2 separate regions of the Homo sapiens genome follow, and region 2 is linked to region 1. A link is an interaction called in ENCODE POLR2A ChIA-PET data of the cell type or tissue named here. Cell type or tissue: PC-9. All regions are shown on one strand.

Evidence for each region. ChIA-PET counts read pairs that join two places held together with the same protein. Peaks named below come from ENCODE experiments on the same cell type or tissue, not always from the same donor. Only the 100,000 strongest peaks of a DNase experiment are listed, where the experiment ranks them.
Region 2: POLR2A ChIA-PET joins it to region 1 with 23 read pairs; 3 of 35 experiments call an interaction of 5 or more read pairs at or near these places.

Annotation. Positions count from the first base shown.
Region 1 is chr7:130,301,723-130,304,222 of GRCh38, forward strand. The region is part of intron 4 of CPA4 (carboxypeptidase A4); the gene reads left to right. Among named protein-coding and RNA genes, the nearest start is that of CPA4, 9.8 kb to the left of the region's middle. In PC-9, no CTCF peak of the experiment used is centred here; no DNase peak of the experiment used is centred here.
Region 2 is chr7:130,417,530-130,420,029 of GRCh38, forward strand. The region is part of intron 2 of CEP41 (centrosomal protein 41); the gene reads right to left. Among named protein-coding and RNA genes, the nearest start is that of CEP41, 22 kb to the right of the region's middle. In PC-9, no CTCF peak of the experiment used is centred here; no DNase peak of the experiment used is centred here; H3K27ac peaks cover 1,289 bases.

The DNA of each region.
Region 1 (2,500 bases):
TTTCAAAGGTTGACTATTTCCACTTCTTTCCCATGCTTGTCGGTAGCTTTGTTTATTGTATATACTTCCAACGGCACTGCCCCTTGATCCCTCTTGTGACCAGTGACATACATCTGCAAAACAGCTGGATAAAGTTAGAAGTTCAGTCTTGGGCCATGGACGAAAGCAGAGCTCAGAGCCCACACAGGGATCAAGCCCATGAAATCAGCCTCATGAACATGGGGCCCTCGCCAGCTGAGCTAACCAGTTGCAAATGTCACCCAAGACCCTGGAGGGGCCATCCCCTCACCTGCCGACTGCTGGAGCCTCACTGTCTCACTGGCTTACCACTGATTTCTCTGGTTTGAGGCGCCCTTTGCAGCCTGGCTTACAGCAATCTTGTCCTCACTGTGACACCCTCCACTGTGGATTGGTGTGCCACCACCCTCCTAGCTCAGTCATATACAGTTCTTTCTAAAAACAGCTAAAGAACTCGTATTCTAGGCTGGGCATGGTGGCTCACACCTGTAATCCCAGAACTTTGGGAGGCCGAGGTGGGCAGATCACTTGAGGTCAGTAGTTCAGGACCAGCCTGGCTAACATGGTGAAACCCCGTCTCAACTAAAAAAATACAAAAATTAGCTGGGCGTGGTGGCAGGCACCTGTAGTCCCAGCTACTTGGGAAGCTGAGGCAGGAGAATCACTTGAAACCGGGAGGCGGAGGTTGCAGTGAGCCAAGATTGCACCACTGCACTCCAGCCTGGGTGACTGAGCGAGACTCTGTCTCAAAAAAAAAAAAAAAAAAGAGCGCTCATATTGGCTCACGCAACCACTTAGGCTTTCTTAGGTCTCTAGTGGGAATTTCATGTTTGTCTCTGCCAGAGTTTCTGGTTCCAAAGCCATTGTCTGTGTTGTGGTAGTGGTGGGCAGTGTGAATTTGCACTCCACACCTGGACACAGCTTGGTGTTTTAACTTTTCCTGGATGACTCTCTTTTCTCTCAAAGCTCAAGGCAGCTATCCTGCTTTTCCTCCACTCCCTAGGGTCAGTGGGTAGAGTGGGTAGAATTTCCAGGCCCTTTTTGTGGCCCAAATTGCCCATTCCTAGCTCTCAAGTTCCAGCTCCTTGTGCCATGCTGGGTCCTATGGCTCTCCTCCTAGTCCAGGTTTGCCTAAGCCTGTAGCACCCAAGGCAGAGATGGGGCTCTGTGGCATCATCTCCCACCCTCCACCCTCCTAGTTAGTTCCTTCTTTGTTTCTGGCACCTACAATTTCCTCTTGTTTAGCTTTTAAACTTGGCTGTGAATCATTTTCCTTGTATTTTACCTGGTTTGCCTATGTATTTGGAGGTGGTTTCTTGCTTCTGTTCGGTCTACCGTATTGACGGCAAGTCTGATAAACCCTTTAAGCTTGACTTTGTTCTATATTAATTACACATTTTCCTCCTCTGTATAGTTCCTTCTTCCAGTCTTAAGGCTGAAACAAATACATTTGTTTATTTTCTTTTGGCCCTCAAGTGGTTTGAAAACTAAGATGGATAAATTCTATTTAAATCGAACTTTTTTCCTGAAAGCAAATAAGGGTATTTTTAGCCGTTTATTTACCTTTCTTCACTTGCACTCACAAAGCCTTTAGAGAAATTATCTCCAAAGGGGGGCACATGTATCCACAGGATGTAAGCAAGATAGTCCACTGGGATGAAGGAAGAAACAATTACAACTTCTATTTATATTTCTACATATATTTCTGTTTATTATTAATACAACCATTTCAATTGTTTAATAATGTACACAATATATTTGTATCATTGTGTGTGTGTCTGTGTGTGTGTACATGTATATGGTGCATGCTAATTTTTTATTATTTTTGAGTAGAGAAAGTCATCACAGAATTTTGGAGAGTACTGTTTTAAGAGCCTTGGAGCTCTTTCTTTTTATTTTTTATTTTTCAGACAGGGTCTCACTTGTTGCCCAGGCTGGAGTGCAGTGGTGCATTCGTGGCTCACTGTAGCCTAAACCTCCCAGGCTTGAACAATTCTCCCACCTCAGCTTCCTGAGTAGCTGGGACCACAGATACACGCCACCGCAGCTGCCTATTTTTTTTTTTTTTGTTTCATTATTTGTAGAGCTGGGGAGTCTCCTTACGTTGCCCAGGCTGGTCTCGAACTCCTGGGCTCAAGTGATTCTCCCACCTTGGCCTCCCAAAGTGTTGGGATTATAGGCATGAGCCACTGCACCTGGCTTGTTTTTATTTTATTTTATTATTACTATTCTTAAATTTTAAAATTTCTTTCTTTCCTTCCCTCTTCCATATTTTTTATGAACTATTTTTATTTTTAAATGTTTCTTGTAGAGATGGGGTCTCACTATGTTGCCCAGGCTGTCTCAAACTCCTGGCCTCAAGCAATCCTCCCGCCTCAGTCTCCCAGATTGCTGGGATCACAGGCATGAGTCACTGTGCCTGGCCGCTTGTCTTTGACTGTCCAGTCTAGTACAGTGACAAAGGACACAGTGTTAGAGCAAT
Region 2 (2,500 bases), 120 kb after region 1:
ATGTGCTGAGAAATAACAGCAGATTCTTGAAACTGCAGAGAGGCCCCAGCCCTCATGTTTTATAGTATGTTTCTATAATACTAGTACTGGCCAAGGTGGTTTGGAGGTTTTCAGACTTAAAAAACTCAGCCAGGAACCTTCTGGTTTCCAACTCAATTCTAGCTGTCAAGCCAGGGGCTATTATATTTTACTGGGTATGCTTCGATTTGATTCAATTCAACGCAGGAAGCTCTTTCTGTCACCTAAAAGGTATGGCAAAAGGAAAACATTCAAAATAATTTCTCATTTCTAAAACTGTGCTCCTAACTTTTTAAGCCTGGAGAGGATCTAGTCAGATGCAGCCCCAACATCAGATAAAAGAAATGCTTTCAATTAATAGTAGCATGAACTGACATTTTCAAGGACTATTCTGAACTTTTCTTCATGTTTGGGTCAGAAGCAGAAAAAGAAAATCCTTGCTCTGAAACCCAAAATACATTTTCAAAAAAACAACTTATTTCATTGGCTATTATTAAATCTTTACCATGAATTCATCATGGAATAAAAATCCACCATTGTTTTCTTTTCTTTTCTTTTCTTTTTTTTGGTGTTAAGACATACACTCTCTGTATCCAGGACCAGAAAGGAGGATTCAGAGCAGGCCTGGACCTGGAAGTTCCAAGAGAAATGAAGGCAGTCAGGGCTGCCAGGAAGGCCTAAGCCTTCTCAAGAGAGACACTGAATACCTCTTAGAAGAGGCCCAAATATCACCAAGATTAGAACCAAATACAGTCTTTCCTAGGTTCTTCAAACTGCAATTGACCCGAGATGTGACCAGATCTTCAGAGCAGAAGCCACAATTTCTTCCTGGACACACATCTCTCCTGCCCACTGCAACTCTGAACTCAGGCGTGGACTTGCCTGGTCAATACAATGGCGGAAGAAGACGGCAAATCAGTATGCTGTTCAGCTTCCCAAGTCTCATTCTTAAAATATTTTACCCAGTAGCTTTAGGTTATATGTCCCTGAGTCACCCACAGTTGCATGTTATTGACGTGGCAGGTAGTTTCTTTCGGCTAGGGAAGCTTTAGGCAATCTAGTCAGAAAATGAGGGACAAAAAGGAACACCTGATTTGTCTGGTGGCATGGCAAGTTAGTAACTAAGCCAGGATTCGCATTTCCAACCTCCTGAAAAACACATCTTTTTTTGTTGTGTTGTTGTAAAAAAACACAATTAATCATGAGGTAAATTTGTAGGAAATGCTACTTCCTTAATAGTGAGAGGTGGGGATCATCTTGTGTTGTAAATTCCCTGAAGAATGGAAAACACTAGCCAACCTTATTTATCCAGTCTTTATTATTGAAACACTGCATTTCCAAACCACAACCTTATTTATCCAGTCTTTATTATTGAAACACTGCATTTCCAAACCACAACCTTATTTATCCAGTCTTTATTATTGAAACACTGCATTTCCAAACCACAGTGGTTTCTACTAACAAAGTGTCTACACTTCATTTCTCCATTAATTACAAACATTTCAGGGTAATTACACTTAACACTTTATTTTGTATCAGCTGACCCTCACCACAATGCAGGGAGGTAGGCCATCATGCCCTCTATTTGTTTTCCCCCTAAAGGAGAAGGCTGAGAAACAAGTTTTTTGCAATTATACAAATATTTGGTGAAATTCAGACCAAATCTGAGAGGACTACTGATGAGTTCTTTTCACTATAGACATTCATTCTATCCAAGAATGGGGAAAAAAGGAGAATGGAGGATTTCTTCCTTGCTTTAATTGGACAAATGAGATAGCAGGATGGCTGACACAAAAATACCCCTAAAAATGGTTTGAGAAAGTATGAAAAGTAGCATTTTTATCCCACTGTGTAAACTGCTTACATCTTAACTATGCAGCCTATCTTACTGTATCTAATTGCATCTGAAGATAGTTTCTGACTACCTTTTAAAAAGATTGGAAATGAATCCATTTCATAATTCACTTATTTATAAACATGGCTTTGTTTCATACAAAAGAAGCCTAAAAGACTATCCAAGAACCAATTTTTTTTAAAAAAAATTGAAATTACACATTACTGCCAGATACATTTTCCCAGATAAGACTTTTTGATCAAAAAGAAAAAAAAAAGTCAGTGGCTCCCCATTGCTTCCTAACTAAAGCTGAAACTCCTTGCTCTAGCACTGGACACCAACTCACTACCTCTTAATGTTGCCTTAATTACTTAACTTGACAAACTCTTAGTCTTGCATTCTCTAACGTATCACCTTGCCACATACTCGTAAGAGCTCACTCAGCAGGAAGTGACCTTTCCCTCCTCTGAGCCTCTATAGCACTCGGCTTACAACTCACAAGGCATTTATCACTGTATTGTCTTACCTACCTTACTAGACAGAAAGCCAAGGACTATTTATGGGCACGTACACACACACACACACACACACGTATGAATAATCTTTATCCCTTCCATTGTCTAGCATAGGAGACACTCAAAAATACTT